2 separate regions of the Homo sapiens genome follow, and region 2 is linked to region 1. The links are chromatin loops, found by intact Hi-C in ENCODE. Cell type or tissue: heart left ventricle. All regions are shown on one strand. Links, peaks and the distances in the headings refer to the core of each region. The heading gives the core; the rest is flanking DNA.

Region 1 (10,681 bases), core at 3,370-8,369:
TTGTCAAAGAATTTTGTAGACAACTAATGGCTTAGAGGAGAAAATTACCAGACCAGCCCTTATGAGAAGAATGACTCAGTTACATTACTTTTCTTAGAATTCACATCTGTCTTGGTTGAAAATTAGGAAGTTGGGGGGTGTAATTAGACTCTTTTTGTTAATGTCCACCTACGCTTACATTAGGATACTATTGATTGAGGCAGTTGGAAATCAGGTTCTATTGGTCTCAAAACAGCAAGTAAAAGTGCTGAGGTATCAGTGCTACTCTCACACATTGGACAACATGCTGTGTCTGAAGCATATCAGCCTGGTTACAGGAGGTCTGTCAGCATTCCTGTTTTGGCTATGCAGCTGGATCAATTGACCCACAGAGGTATATACTTCAAATAATAGGAGTTAGTGTTAAAAAGGTTAAGATTTTAAAAATTATTTATCTTGGCCCAGTGTAAACAACAAATAATATTAGTGAAAATTGTGGTACTTTAAATTTCTTTTTTTTTTAACGGTTTTTTTTTTTTTTGAATCAATAATAGAAACTCCAGGAAGCCAGAGTTTCTGCATACTGAAATATGAGAATCACAGAGAAAACAGTTGCTATTTTTCCACCCCAGAATTAACAGTCATAGATCTCACACCATACTAATTGTCCTCAAGCTGGCCCTATTGATGAATTAAGTCAGGGCCACATTCTTCAGAGCTCTTAAGGAAGACCCTGTCTCATCCAGATAAACCATCAGCCTGTGTTCCTTGTGTCATTATGGGGACTCGTAGAACCTGTTTTCTCAAACTTTCTAATACTAGATCAGTTATGTTTTATTCTTTTAAAGCAGTGACCCCTCATATTTACCTTGGGGCTTCCGAGCAGAAAGGCATATCGTTGAAAAATTTATCTTTAGCTCCTAGCTTTAATATTCTACATCTCAAACTCCCTTAGCTAGCTATAGGACTAAACCTCTAACTTTAAAATATCAAGGGCAAAGATGTTTGCTTAATAACTGAACTAAATACTAACAAATTATTCCTAGGCTTGAACTTTAAATGTTTGTATTTTCCCTCTATATTGTGGTACTATACAATTGTAAGTAGATTTTTTTTTTTGAGATGGAGTCTTGCTCTGTCGCCCACGCTGGAGTGCAGTGGTGCCACCTTGGCTCTCTGCAACCTCTGCCTCCTGGGTTCAAGCAGTTCTCCTGCCTCAGCCTCCCAAGTAACTGGGATTACAGGCACATGCCACCAGGACTGGCTAATTTTTGTATTTTTAGTAGAGACAGGGTTTTGCCATGTTGGCCAGGCTGGTCTCAAATCCTGACCTCATGTGATCCACCCACCTCAACCTCCCAAAGTGCTGGGATTACAGGCATGAGTCACCGTGCCCGGCCATAAGTAGTTTTTTTTTAAAAAACACATTGGAGAGATACATATATATATACCCGCATATGTTTGTTTTGCCCCATTTTGTGTCCCATTAAATACATACCAGTTTGATTGGCCCAGGGAAATTTAGTTGAGTATGTACATATTCACTAGAATAATTTCACTCTTTGCATTAGGCTGGTTTCCATATAATGTGTGTATCACGATGGTCCTCTGTGACCTTTTGGGGTGTTCTAGTTTTGTAAAAGATTAGCATTAACAAGGACACTTCTCCCTCCCACAGGAAGATTATACTGGAGTCAGGGAAATTAAATATCAGGAAGAACACAGTCTCCAGCAAAACATTTCATTCTGTATTTTCATTCTATCATCTTTCTTAATTTTGGAATCCTACTTCCAGGGAGAAAAACAACATCACAAGAATACCTGTAAACTATTAATACAAACCAAACTTAATCTCCAGGATTGAGCTAAATCCTGCCTGCTTTCCTTCTGGCTCCAGTCAAAAAATAGAGTGACTGCAGCATTTTGCTCATGGTACCTTTTCAATCTGCTCCCCAGCCACTTCAGAGTTTACTCCTATTCTTAAATATGTTGATGATGATTTAGTGCCCCTTTTTTGCTGTTCATCTTAGAAGTTTAGTAAGATAGAAGGAAAAAGTGCTATCCAGCAGAATGAAGAAACATGCAAACTTCTCATTCTAACACCACGCCCTGTTGTAATGGATAGTGAGCTGAAAAATGAGTAGGTGCCACATCTCTGTTTCAGTAAAATCTCAAGTGATTGAAGCTAAAATTTACATTTAGTTTCTTATTGAGGCTACAGTTCAAAATGTGCTCCTGGTTTCTCTTGAGTTTTTTTTTTTTTTTTTTTTTTTGAGACGGAGTCTTGCTCTGTAACCCAGGCTGGAGTGCAGTGGCGCGATCTCTGCTCGCTGCAAGCTCCGCCTCCCAGGTTCATGCCATTCTCCTGCCTCAGCCTCCCAAGTAGCTGGGACTACAGGCACCTGCTACCACACATGGCTAATTTTTTTTTTGTATTTTTAGTAGAGATGGGGTTTCACTGTGTTAGCCAGGATGGTCTCAGTCTCCTGACCTCGTGATCCGCCCGCCTGGGCCTCCCAAAGTGCCGGGATTACAGGTGTGAGCCACCGCTCCTGGCCTCTTGAGATGTTTTAAAACTTTTGGTTGCTCAATATTAGGGCCTGGAAAAATGTTTCTCTGTTTCATTAAGTGGGTGTCTGCCACTAGTCTTGTTTTGTATCCAGTGTTTTTCTGTGGTTGAATTACAAGTGCTGGGATTTTCAAGCATCTATTCCTCCTTTCACTTTTCAAACTTAAGTCTGTTTTGTTCGGCAAAAAAAAAAAAAAAAAAAAATCTTTTCCAGGAAATACAGTCCTGGCCCTCTTTTTTTTTTTTTTTTTTTTTTAAGATGGAGTCTCTCATTGTCACCGGGGCTGAAGTGCAGTGGTGCAATCTTGGCTCACTGCAACCTCCACCTCCTGGGTTCAAGCAATTCTCCTGCCTCAGCCTCCCAAGTAGCTGGGACTACAGATGCGTGGCACCACACTCAGCTAATTTTGGGTTTTTTGTTTATTTGTTTAGAGAAGTAGTCTCGCTCTGTTGCCCAGGGTGGAATGCAATGGCTCAATCTCAGCTCACTGCAACCTCCGCCTGCCGGGTTCTAGCAATTCTCCTGCCTCAGCCTTCCAAGTAGCTGGGACTACAGGCGCACGCCGCCACACCTGGCTAATTTTTTGTATTTTATTAGAGACAGGCTTTCACCGTGTTGCCCAGGCTGGTCTCGAACTCCTGAGCTCCGGCAGTCCACCTGCCTCAGCCTCCCAAAGTGCTAGGATTACAGGCATGAGCCACCGCACCTGGCCAATTTTTGTATTTTTAGTAGAGATGGGGTTTCGCCATGTTGGCGAGGCTGGTCTCAAACTCCTAACTTCAAGTGATCCACCCCCCTCGGTCTTCCAAAGTGATGGGATTACGGACATGAGCCACCGTGCCCAGCCATGGCCCTCTTTTAGGCATCACAAAAACTTACTTGGGGTTAAACTGAAAGAATTTCATTCATCTTGACTGTTGAAAATCTCTGCTGTCTCTGAAACCAGTGTGAGACTATTATTTACTAAATTCCCAAGTTTGCCCCTTTAGAAGTAAACACAACTTTCTTTTCTGAACTGAGTTATTTACGTGGTCTGGATTTGATACTGGAGTTAGAGGTGAAGACAACCTGTTGCCTATAGGATAATTCCTCGGTGGTGTGTCCTTCATCCAGCACCTTTTGGAAGAGGAGATTGTGTTTGTTTTGCCCTATGGGCATGCTTGTGATAGATAGGCCTAATGGGGAGAATGCTCTCTATTGCATTCAAAGGACAAATAAAGCACTGTTTCTTGTTTATATTCAAAATAAACATTCCCATTTAACTCCTTCCTCTTGTCAGAATTGCCACTTCAGTTTGTCTTAATTTCCCCAAATGCAATAGGCTCTTTTCCAAACACCCTTCTCTGTTTTATAATTTAAGCTTATAATTCTATTATTAGGTTTTACTTTTGCCTGAATTTCAGCATTTGGGGGCTAGTTTGCTTTATTAGCATTTTGTGGTTTGGAATGCACTTTGCAGGAACACCACCATGCAGAATCACTCTGTGCCTGATCCACTAGATCATATGTCTAAACCATCCAAACTAGGTTCCCCTTCCCAAACTTCTTGCTAAACTGCACTGAACATTATTTTAAACATGTTTCCCAGACCACATGTGTCCCAGACCACAGCGGTTAAGTTTGGATTCTACTGATTTCAAAAACACATGTTCAATCCATAGTTAATTTAGAACACATTAATGTCATGTCAAGAAGTAGGCCAGGTGAGGTGGCTCACGCTTATAATCCCAGCACTTTGGGAAGCCAAGGTGGGTGGGTCACGTGGGGTCAGGAGTTCGAGACCAGCCTGGCCAACATGACAAAACTCCGTCTCTACTAAAAATACAAAAATTAGCCTGGCATGGAGGTGAGCTCCTATAATCCTAGCTACTCAGGAAGCTGAGGCAGGAGAATCACTTGAACCTGGGTGCCAGGGGTTTCAGTGAGCCGAGATCATGTCATTCCACTCCAGCCTGGGCGACAGAGCAAGGCTCTGCCTCAAAAGATAAATAATAATAATGTCATGTCAAGAAGTAATATTACACCTTCCCTCCTGTCTCTCCTTGGCCCTTAGGTTTGCCTAACAATAATAGTTTTCTGTGTAGCTTGGCTTAGGGTATGCAGCTGGACTTCACTTTTGCACCTGTTTGTCAAATCTTCCTCCCTAGATTCATCCCCTCGCTGTCTCCTGCATTTTTTGCATGGTTACAAGGACTTCATAGGACCATGCCAAAGCTGTAGATGTTAACAGCTCTTTTCACTGCATTTAGAAGTGAGCATTACCTAAGCATTTGATATGTAGGTATTCTTTTGCAAAACACATTAATCAGGTTTTTCTAGAAGGCACAACAGTCTGAGTAGGGATGACACTATTTTTCTTTAAAATGAATGTATTCCTAAATGTTTTCCTTGGATATATTTCTAAGCATTTTTCTTTTTTTCTTCCAAGTAAAGAATTAGGAAATCAACAGGAAAATTTCAGACATTTTTCTCTTTGATAAATATTGTTTGATACGAGCATGGAACACTTTTGTAAAACAGCTACTTTATTTTGAGCAGATTAAAGAATGTGCTGATGAACCGGTTGGAAAAGGTTACATGGTTTCCTGCTTGGTGGATCACCGAGGCAACATCACTGAGTATCAGTGTCACCAGTACATTACCAAGATGACGGCCATCATTTTTAGTGATTACCGTTTAATCTGTGGCTTCATGGATGACTGCAAAAATGACATCAACATTCTGAAATGTGGCAGTATTCGGCTTGGAGAAAAGGTATCTAATACTACGTTAGCTTCAACAAAGGGGTCTTAAAATTTGGTGTATGAAAAGCTTTGTATAACTGACATGGGAAAAATTTAGGACTGGAGTGACCTTAAGTTGAAATTGAAGAAACTTGTCCAGACAGCCCTAAGAGCTAAGGCTGGTTGACAATGTATTTCATGTGTTTGTAGCAAAATTTTTCAGTACTGTATGGGAAGCAGAGGAATTAATACCTGCAAAGAGTGGTGTTATCTTCACAATATTAGACCAGCTGCTGGTTACCTGTAATGTGCCTCTGGCAAAGGAGAGACCTGAGTTCTCTAATATTTTTTTTTTGAAACAGAGTCTCCCTCTGTTTCCCAGGCTGGAGTACAGTGGTGGGATTTCCGCTCATTGCAGCCTCAGCCTCCTGGGTTCAAGTGATTCTCCTGCCTCAGCCTCCTGAGTAGCTGGAACTACAGGCATGCACCACCACGCCTGGCTAATTTTTGTATTTTTAATAGAGCTGGGGTTTCGCCATGTCGGCCAGGCTGATCTTGAACTCCTGACCTCAAGTGATCTGCCCGCCTCGGCCTCCGAAAGTGCTGGGATTACAGACGTGAGCCACCGGTCCCGGCCAAGTTCAGTAATCTTTCTCTGCATATGTCCCACTGTTAGTATAAAAAAAATTACTGGCCGGGCGCGGTGGCTCATGCCTGTAATCCCAACACTTTGGGAGGCTGAGGTGGGCAGATCACGAGGTCAGGAGATCAAGACCATCCTGGCTAACACGGTGAAACCCCGTCTCTACTAAAAATACAAAAAAAAAAAAAAAAAAAAACCAAAAACAAAATTAGCCGGGCGTGGTGGCAGGTGTCTGTAGTCCCAGCTACTTGGGAGGCTGAGGCAGAAGAAAGGCATGAACCCAGGAAGTGGAGCTTGCAGTGAGCCGAGATCGCGCCACTGCACTCCAGCCTGGGAGACAGAGTGAGACTCCGTCTCAAAAAAAACAAAAAAAAAAATTACTTAGCACACTGGCTGCTGTCCATCTATAAAATATCAGAAAATTTTAAGATATGTGAAGGTACTTCTAGTTAGTTGGAAGAAAAGTCCTCTCTAAATGTGATATATTATTAATCTTCATCTCAGAAGAACTGATTTTAGTAAAGACAGGAAAGAAAATAACTACCTAGCTAGTTTCTTCTTCCACAGTTATATCTGATCTTATTTTTTGACTTAGTCTGCTGAACAGAAGGTCACAATAGAGATCTGGCCAGGTTTATTCTGAATTTGTTTGCTCAGCAAAAATGAAAAAAACTCCTGAAAAGTAATGGATGCCAGTGGGAGAGGGACCCTGAGACCTGTGGCATCACCTATTAGTTGCTGCTGCTCATTAATCTACTGTTCAGGAAATATGATGGAAAATAAAACCCATTTGTCCCTTTGCCCTCTATTTGTTCATGGTTGGCAGGCGTCTATCACTGACAAAGGGGACATGGTGTTAGGATCCTGGAACTGAGCACACCGTTCAAATGAAGGGTTTCTTGCTGTGTATTGTCTGGCTGTCACCAAAGCCCTGATGCCCTTTCCTTAATATGAGCACAGGGCCTGATCCCTTATCCGAGTGTACCACTGAGTTGGTCTTGAAAAACTCTGTGGCTTGGCATAAATCTTTCAGGCAAATAAAGAAAGGACAGCTTTAATAAAGAACGCAGTGTTTTCCTTCCCAGCAGACTCTCAAAATGACACAAAAGCACTTAAGTCACTGATGATTCAGGAAGCTCTTCTGACTTTATTTAGGATGTTGAAAATTATATCCAATTCCAAACCTGGCTCCTTTTAAAGTCTCCACAGGGTTCCAAACATACTTTTCAGGAATCAGAAATGAGGCTTTTTCACCCTCGTGATGAGTGCTCCATGCAGTAAAGCCAAGCGTTTCAGTCCCTCTGTGGAGTAGTTCTTGCCTGGTAACCACCAAGGTAGCAGCTGATTAGCCTCCTTCTAGCTCTCTGAATTGTCACCTCCATGTATGAGTTACTAAGTCTGTAGTGACTGAAACGATTGCAGAAAATAGTACTGCTGGAGCCAAAAGGCACGACAGGATTGTTTATTCACTTAGATAAAATAATAAAAATTGTTCCTATGGACTAAAGATAGAAATGACACTTTTGTCATTTAATCTTTCAGTATGTCTACCAGTTGGGTGAAATTTCAGTTTATACCAGGTCACTACACCAGCATCAAAGGCTTTCTTGTATTTTGGGGACGGTGAGATAGACTCACACATGAACTTCTGAAAAAACACCTTCCTTCCTATATCATTCACTCTGTACTACAGCCAAATTTAAAAAAGAGGGAGGCATGTTCTCAGCTCTTCTCTGCCTTTTTCTAAAACCCGTAGTTTGCTTTTCTGAAGCCAGTTATTCAGATAGAAAACTTATACTGAAAATTAACAAAGCAGCTTCTGAACACAGAAAACAACAGGCTTGTCAGTTTCAAATTTGCTGCCACTGAAGCTTGAAACTCTTCTATGACTGGCTTTGACTTGGCCTCCTCCAGAGGACCGAGGAGAGGATTCATGGTTAATCTGTTTGTACCTTGCCTTTGTATGAACACATAAATGTCATGATTTCAAAACTATGATTTTTTCAAATGTTAATATAAATTTTAGAACAAAGAAGATACATTAATAAAGGCTTTAGAATTTTATATAATAATAAATGTTGTCAAAATGAAAGGGCAGATTTCCAAAAGTAAAGATATAAATGATTTACATCATCTGAAGAAAAAGACTGTGGCTGCCAACAAAGGAACTTAATTGCGGACATGTGCCACAGTATTAGTACTTTTATGCTTTTCTCTCGGTAGCTGTATCATTTATTATTTATTATTTCATTTATTATTTCCTGCTTTTAACCAGTTAATTTGAGTAATTCTAATATTCCTTTTTCCTTTATCTAGTGAGGTAGATTACAGAAGACAGCAGAAGGATTGAAATAGAGAATGGTTTATAGCAGAGATAAAAACTGAGTTCTCGCCTACTATTTAGAGATTAGTGTTAGCATCTGTTGTTGGTTTTTTTTTTTGTTTTTTTTTGTGGGGGCCGTTGTTGTTAAAGGACACGGAATATGGGGAAGAAAAATACTGCCTATCAAACTTCTAAAAACGGATCAAGGCAATGGCAGTAGATTTTAAGCAGATGTTTTTCTACCATAATAAAGTTAACAAAAAATTATTGTAAGTTCATTTATAGGATAATTTATTACTCATATGCCAAGCCTGTGTATTAATAACTTTTTAAACCTAAATGAGCTTATTTTCTCATAATGTGCAGGTGTGTAGTTCACCTCACTTTAATTAATGTTTGGTAACTAACCATGCAGTCTTCGCTGTCAAATATTTATATGCCTTTCAGTTATAAACTCCAATGCACTAAAAGCTCAGAGACTCCGAGGAACTCCTGAAATACCCTTATTTGAAAAAAATATTTATCTGAAAGTTACAATGAATGGAAACATCTAGTAGAGAAGTATTGTTTTTTTTTATTTTGGTGTTGTTGTTGAGACGGAGTCTCACTCTGTCGCCCAGGCTGGAGTGCAGTGGCACAATCTCGGCTCACTGCAAGTTCCGCCTCCCAGGTTCATGCCATTCTCCTGCCTCAGCCTCCTGAGTGGCTGGGACTACAGGTGCCTGCCACCATGCCCGGCTAATTTTTTGTATTTTTAGTAGAGACGGGGTTTCACAGTGTTAGCCAGGATGGTCTCTATCTCCTGACCTTGTGATCCACCTGCCTCGGCCTCCCAAAGCGCTGGGATTACAGGCGTGAGCCACCGTGCCCAGCCAGAAGTGTTGTTATGACCTAATGCCAGTGTAGTTACATTTAGTCACACGTTGCTTATCGATGAGGATACAATGAGAATACCAGGACACGTTCTGAGAAATGTGTTGTTAGGCAAGTTGATCACTGTGTGAGTATCATAGAGTATAGCCTACTACACACCTAGGCTATGTAGTATAGCCTATTGCTCCTAGGCTACAAACCTGTACAGCATGTGGCTATGCTGAAATACTGGAGACATTTATAACACAAGTATAGTATTTGTGTATATAAGTACATATAAACATAGGAAAGGTACAGTAAAAAACACAGTGTTCCATAGCTGAGGGTGGTGGTGTGTGCTTCTAGTCCCAGCTGCTTGGGAGGCTGAGTCAGGAGAATCACTTGAGCCCAGGAGCTTGGGACTGCAGTGAGCTGTGATCCCTCCACTGCACTCCAGCCTGGGCAACAGAGCAAGACCCTGTCTCTTAAATAAATAAAAATGAAAGTTAAACAACAACAACAAACAAGTTTTAGGAGTTTTATAGACTCCACCCACTCACCCAGATTAACCCCATAAATAAATAATGGACTGTTAGCTAGACACTTCATGTTCTACAACTCAAATGAGTTAGTTAACTCCTCTGAGCCTCTGTTCATTCATGTCCGCAGTAGATATCAGAGCTGTGTCCTTTCTTCATATGTGTGTTAGGAGATAACACGAAAGCTTTCATGGAAACACTTGGAAATTAAGGTGCTATAGACAAATCCTTTAATTAAAATAGAAAAAAATACATTCTTTGGTTGATTTGAAATTTTGTCTGAAGTAGATGTTACGCTACTTGGTTTTAGGAATCTTTTTTTTTTTTTTTTTTTTTGCCTGAGACGGAGTTCACTCTTGTTGTCTATGCTGGAGTGCAGTGGCACTAACTCAGCTCACTGCAACCTCCGCCTCCCAGATTCAAGCAATTCTCTCGCCTCAGCTTCCTGAGTAGCTGGGGTTATAGGTACGTGTCACCACACCCACCTAATTTTTGAATTTTTAGTAGAGACAGGGTTTCACCATGTTGGCCAGGCTGGTCTCGAACTCCTGACCTCAGATGATCCACCCGCCTCGGCCTCCCAAAGTGCTGGGATTACAGGCATGAGCCACCACGCCTGGCCAGAATCTTTTTATTATATGCAGATTATTTCATAGATAGGTATTTTATTATAACAAGATTTTAATTGCGTGTGTATAAATGATAGCACTATATATAAAATATATATATAAAATATAATATATATATATATATATACTTTTTTTTTTTTTTGAGACAGAGCCTTGCACTGCACCTCCCAGTCTGGAGTGCAGTGGTGCAATCTCGGCTCCCTGCAACCTCTACCTCCTGGGTTCAAGCGATTCTCCTTCCTCAGCTTCCCGAATAGCTGGGATTACAGGTGCACACCACCACATCCAGCTGATATTTTGTATTTTTAGTAGAGACAGGGTTTCACTGTGTTGGCCAGACTGGTCTTGAACTCTTGACCTCGTGATCCGCCCACCTTGGCCTCCCAAAGTGCTAGGATTACAGGCATGAGCCATCGTGCCGGG
Region 2 (6,282 bases), core at 1,283-6,282, 120 kb before region 1:
TCTGCTCAGGGAAGGGATGTTTTAACTAGGCCAAAGTTGACAGGGTACATCTGGGTTTCAAATAATTTATGCTAGCCCTAAAAACAGATGCTGAGGTAACAACTGTATTAAACACATTTGTAACAGTCAGGCAGATGTATAGTCAGAGTTAGTCATTAAATGCTCACACTTCTGCTAGTTGTGGGTGGGTCTACTCATGTTTTTAAGTTTTGTTTGAGCTGAGAAACATCCCAGTACCACTTCAGACCCTTTGGCTCTTCATCATCCCACAGCTCGGCTGTCTCCAAGACTGTGATTTGTTGTGACTGGTGTACAAAGCCTGGGGGTCCTATTTTGTTATCTTGCTTTTGTTTGCCTCCCAGCAGAATTTCAGATACATGTTTCCCTTTCTGTAATAGCATGCTTTCACTTTATAAAAATGTGCAGTCCCAGGGGCTAATGAGGTTCTCACTGGGGGAAGGGAAAAACCTTTTACTGAGAATTCTTGAGAGAGAAATCCCCTAGCAGAGGTCTGGCAGGAGACTGATTTTACTAAAACAGACAACTCACAGAATTGTTTTTCTCTTAAGCAAAAAGCTATTGTAGATAACTTGATTCCTAGCCTATGGTTCTAAATTTCACTGATGCTAGCCTACGGTTCTAAATTTCATTGATGCTGTGATATTGTTCTTTCATTTGTTTTGTAACTGTTCTTGATGGTTTAATGCATTTATGGCTTTTCCATCCAACTAGGTTGTAAGCGTGTGAGGTTTGGGTACTTGGTTAATTTTTTGTGTAGCGTCCCCATGGTGCAGCACTGATTTCTCTGTCCCATAGATAAAAATCACACCACCATACGAAGTGTGCTGATGGAAATGTCCTACCGACTGGATGACACTGGAAATCCAATCTGCTCCTGCCAGCCTGTACATACATTTTTTGGAGGACCTACTTGCAAACTATTGACCAAAAATGCCATTTTCCAAAGCCCAGAGAATGATGGCAACATCCTGGTGTGTACTGGGGATGAAGCAGCAAATTCTGCCCTGGTGAGCCTGTTACTTTTTTACTTTCATATAAAAAGTAGTTTTGCTTAAAATATTGGTAAGGGAAAACATGAACTTTTTTTACAGAAGCTCATATAGCAAAAAAGTGTAAGTTCTGCTCTGTAATCCCACATATCCGCATATGTGTGTATGTGAGATTGCTTGGTTTCCATGAGTCGTGCTTTCCGTATTGCTTTGTAGATCTTGACTGAACTGCTGCAACCTCTATTTCTTGGGTTCAAGTGATTCTCCTGCCTCAGCCTCCTGAGTAGCTGGGATTACAGGCACCCCACCACCATGCCCGACTGATTTTTGTATTTTTAGTAGAGACAGGGTTTCACCGTGTTGGCCAGGCTGGTCTGGAACTCCTGACCTCAAGTGATCTGCCGGCCTTGGCCTCCCAAAGTGCTGGGATTAGAGGCGTGAGCCATTGCACCCAGCTGAGATGTTCTTGAACCTGAGTCTGATTAAGGCCTAGAGTAGCACTGTCCAGTACAGTCACACTAGTCACATGAGCACTTAAAGTGTGCTTAGTGCCAAGGAAGAACTTAATGTTTAATTTTAATCAAGTTAAATATAAACTTGTGTGACTAGAGGCCACCATATTGTATAGTGCCACTCTAGAAGCTAGCGCTAACTTTCATTGACTGGAGTTGCAGGGAATAGAGGAGAACAAGTTTAATGATAGCACAGAAAGCATATACACAAGTCCGGGTTGTGGGCGTTCTATAAGACAGCTGATCTGGCTTCCACAACAAGTCAATGGCAGAAGAAAAAAGGTTGGATTATAGGCGTGAGCCATTGCGCCTGGTCTGTCCTTTTTTTTTTTTTCTTGAGACGGTCTCGCTCTGTTACCCAGGCTGGAGTGCAGAGGCGCAATCTCGGCTCACTGCCACCTCCACCTCCCAGGTTCAAGCAATTCTTGTGCCTCAGCTTCCCAAGTAGCTGGGTGCACACCAACCATACCCGGCTAATTTGTGTATTTTTAGTAGAGACAGGGTTTTGCCATGTTTCCCAGGCTGGTCTCAAACTCCTGGGCTCAAGCAGTCTTCTCACCTCAGCCTCACAGACTACTAAGATTACAAGCATGAGCCACCGTGCTCTCTACCTTTTTTTTTCTGTCCCTCTCTACTTTTTTTTTTTTTTGAGACAGGGTCTTGCTCTGTTGCCCAGGCTGGAGTGCAGAGGTGCAATCTTGGCTTACTACAACCTCCACCTCCTGGGTTCAAGTGATTCTTGTGCTTCAGCCTCCCAAGTAGCTGGAACTATGGGTGTGTGCCACCATGCCCGGCTAGCTCTACTTTTTAATACTTCAAAATATTTTTCATTTCTTTTTGTTTGTTTGTTTGTTTGTTTTTAAGTGACAGTATCTTACTCGGTCCAGGCTGGAGTGCAGTAGTGCAATCATGGTTCACTGTAGCCTCAAACTCCTCAGCTTAAGCAATCCTCCTTCAGCCTCTTGAGTAGCTGGGACTGCGGGCATGCACCACTACACCTGGCTAATTTTTTCTTGTAGAGATTGGATTCTTGCTGTATTGCCCCAGCTGGTCTCAATCTCCTATCCTCAAGCTGTCCTCCCATCTCAGACTCCCAAAGTGTTGGAATTACAGGTGTGAGACACCATGCCTGGCCAATAATAAATTTTTAGAGGCCAGACGCGGTGGCTCACGCCTGTAATCCCAGCACTTTGGGAGGCCAAGGTGGGTGGATCACCTGAGGTCAGGAGTTCTAGACCAGCCTGGCCAACATGGTGAAACCCATCTCTACCAAAAATACAAGAAAATTAGCCGGGCGTGGTGGTGGATGTCTGTAATCCCAGCTACTTGGGAGGCTGAGGCATGAGAATCGCTGGAACCCAGGAGGCAGATGTTGCAGTAAGCCAAGATCGTGCCACTGCACTGCAGCCTGGGTGACAAGAGTGAGACTCCGTCTCAAAGAAAAAAAAGGGTGAGTTCCATGAGGGCAAAGACAGGGACTTTATCTTATTGACCCTTCTGTCCCTAGAAGAGGCTGGCACATTGAATGAATGGAAGCTGGGCTTTATTTCAGGTCCACTTACAGGTAGACTAATTGCTGATTACAGTAGGTGAGGCTGTACCTGAACTATGTCAGGTGTGCTGACTTTGAACAACCTTGCAAAGGTTAGGGACAGCCTGCTTTGCTCTCCAGGTAGTGTTCTCTCTGCAGCCTTTCAGACTTGTTAGATGATGAAGAATGGAAGTCCCTTCGTGTACTGACTGACTCCTGACCCTTCCCTCTGCTTGTGTTCTTTAGCTGTGGGATGCTGCCAGTGGCTCGTTGCTCCAGGACCTACAGACCGATCAGCCTGTGTTGGACATCTGCCCATTTGAGGTGAACCGTAACAGCTACTTGGCTACCTTAACAGAGAAGATGGTCCACATCTATAAGTGGGAGTGACTGTGGTCTCGAAACCTTGAAGGCATGCTGCTGGTTAGATGTTGTTTGCTAGCGCCTAGCAGCCCCAAGCAAGATCCCTGTTTATTGTCTGCAGTCTAGAACATTGGGAATCATGGTTTGTTTGCATTAGTATGATTCTAGGACCCTAGGTCACTGAGACACTACAGATTGTGTATCTGTTATGTCCACTAAAAGAGTAATTGATGGGTACTTTATCTACATTATCCATTTCTTGGGTTTAAAGCCTTCATTAACCATTATTGTATGTTGGAAATTCTTATTTTCTTTATTTTCTGTGTGACTTTCTGGACCTTAGAGAGTGTCCTCTCATCATCTAGGATGTGAGTGGGCATCAAGCATTTTCTGGGGAATATGACATCCCATCTGAGTTGTCCTGTCACTTAAGTATCCTTGAAGGGACTAACCATCGTCTTGGTACTGATTTGATGCAACGTAGATGTAAAAGAGTATTATTCAGTTGAACACAAGAGGGCACTGTAGAACCTTGTGTCCGGTTTATTTCTGACCTTGAAGGCTGACAATCTTTTAGTAACTTGTCTCATCTCCACACAAGTGTGTGATAGCACACCTGGGTGTGCTTTGTGGCAATAACACTTGTGTTCCAGGTGTGAAGTGCTGGGACATTGGCAGGCCCAGTGATGGAAGCAGCTAGTGAACGATTCCCTTTGCTAATGCCTAGTGCATTAAGTTCATTGCTTTGCGAAAGGTAAGGAAAGAGGCCAGTTGTTTGAGCGGTGGGGAAGATTTTGTTTTTTCTAGCCAGCTTAGGATCTCAGGATTGGTTTTATCCAAGCTAGTGCTTTGAAGAACACTATCTCTTGCCAGGAAAAGATGAGTGATAGGTCAAAGCTTTTACTTGAGTCTCCCCTAGTGTCAGAGATCAGGAGAAAAGACATAAGAGAATTTACAAAAGCTATTCAGACTGCTATTGAAAACATGAGAAGAACTTGTCTCCCATTTTGAGAGTTCCTATCTAAATAAAGCCAATTCCTCAGACTGAGGGGCTGTTCTTAAGTGTTCTTTATACATTCCAGTTATCCAGTTAAAGCCTTCCCCATGTGAAGCTGATGTTTGATTCCAGTTTCCTTTGATTTGCCTCCCTAACCTTTTCTAGGGCTCAGTTTGTATTTCTTTGCCTTGCCTCAGACTACTTTGCCAACCCACTTCCACAACAGAATATGCTTCAAGATGTGGGCAGGTCAGTGTCCTGTTCATGGGAGAAAATGGCTTAACAGTCTGATTTTCTCAAATGATTATTGAAGAGTTGTTATCGTTTTTATTATAAAACACTTCTGACCTGTCAATTCAAGAGCTGTTTCTAGGATCTTTCTCTCCGGCAAGGGGTTGTTGCACTAGATTTCCCCAGAGTTCCAAGTTCTAGTTGTGCCTTTTAATGACCCTTTAATATTTTAGGACATAATTTTTTCCTTTTTTAAATTTTTTTGTAGAAATAGATGTTTCACTACGTTGTCCAGGCTGGTCTTGGACTCCTGGCCTCAAGCAATCCTCCCACCTCAGCCTCCTAAAGTGCCAAAATTATAGGCGTGAGCCACTGCACCCGGCCCCTATTTGAAGACGTCTTTTGTAAAAGCTAGCTTCTAGAACCTGAGAAAAGCTCTTTTCTCAGAGGAGATACTCCTTTTGATATGTTAATGATTAAGAGTGGTTGCCCAGGCCTAGTTTCAGTGGCAGAATAGGATTGGAATTAAAAAGCAGAACTCATCTGGCTTCAGCAGATTGCCACCAAGAGGATACAGGTGGTCAGGTCCTGGCTGGCTTTGTCTTTGGGCCTGGGCAGGCTTAGGATTTGACTTTCTTTGAAGTACCTGATGCTGATTGATTCCACTAATAGTAGGAAGCAAGAGACTTAACTATGAGGGACGTTATGTGAATCTTAAGTCTTACCAGTCCTTGCATTAGTACATTAAATTTGGATGTTTTGGAAGCAAATTCATACGATCGTGAGTGATTTCTCCAAAGAAAAAAAGCCTTGTCCAGCCTGACCAACATGGTGAAACCCCATCTCTACTAAAAATACAAAAATTAACTGGGTGCAGTGGTGCGCATGCCTGTAGTCCCAGCTACTTGGGAGGCTGAGGCAGGAGAATTGCTTGAACCCTGGGAGGCAGAGGTTGCAGTGAGTCGAGATCGCGCCACTGCACTCCAGCCTCGGTGACAGAGCAAGACTCCATCTCAAAAAAAACAAACAAACAAAAAAAAACCCTGATGCCATTCCCAGTCCCCGTTGTAGGACATCACATTTATAAATCCAGGCTTTAGTCTTCTGGGCTCCACCAGTCTCTGCCCCACCATATTCCTTTGTCACTACCTCTAAGTTTTTTTCCCCACTTGAGGATTTGGAGTTAAACGAACTCAAAATGTCTTGTCATTGTATGTATTCTTGCCCCTGCTTTGAAAACAGGGCCATGGGAACTCTGTTTATGCCCTGTTTTAATGTTTCTGTTTTATGTTTTACTGTTAATATGAAAATAAAGAATTTGCTATGTATAATGGCTCCTAGTGCCTTTTGTCTCTTTCACTTCTAGAGGCAGGAACATGTCTGCCTCTTGGGAGAGGGATATAATCCCAACCTGGTAGATTTCTCGGGTTTGTTCGTTTGTTTGTTTTTTGAGACGGAATCTTGCTCTGTAGCCCTAGCTGGAGTGCAGTGGCGCCATCTTGGCTCACTGCAAACTCCGCCTCCTAGGTTCAAGAGATTCTCCTGTCTCAGCCTCCTGAGTAGCTGAGATTACAGGTGTGCGCCATCATGCTCGGCTAATTTTTGTATTTTTAGTAGAGACGGGTTTCAGCATGTTGG

What was found. Hi-C counts contacts between places; a loop is a spot of excess contacts. Peaks named below come from ENCODE experiments on the same cell type or tissue, not always from the same donor. Only the 100,000 strongest peaks of a DNase experiment are listed, where the experiment ranks them.
Region 2: it touches region 1 in a loop (2.5-fold over the local background); 18 of 110 quality-filtered maps call a loop at or near these places.

What each region holds. Positions count from the first base shown.
Region 1 is chr16:74,498,153-74,508,833 of GRCh38, reverse strand. It overlaps GLG1 (golgi glycoprotein 1), which reads left to right. Exons shown (of 26, transcript NM_001145667.2): 4 at 5,088-5,303. Among named protein-coding and RNA genes, the nearest start is that of CLEC18B, 82 kb to the right of the region's middle. RefSeq lists an enhancer at 2,648-3,147. In heart left ventricle, for the core only: no CTCF peak of the experiment used is centred there; no DNase peak of the experiment used is centred there; H3K27ac peaks cover 1,108 bases.
Region 2 is chr16:74,621,089-74,627,370 of GRCh38, reverse strand. RFWD3 (ring finger and WD repeat domain 3) reads left to right here. Exons shown (of 13, transcript NM_018124.4): 12 at 817-1,028; 13 at 3,300-5,972. The coding sequence ends at 3,443. Among named protein-coding and RNA genes, the nearest start is that of GLG1, 17 kb to the right of the region's middle. RefSeq lists an enhancer at 6,111-6,282. In heart left ventricle, for the core only: CTCF peaks have their summits at 3,752 and 3,952 (motif pointing right); no DNase peak of the experiment used is centred there.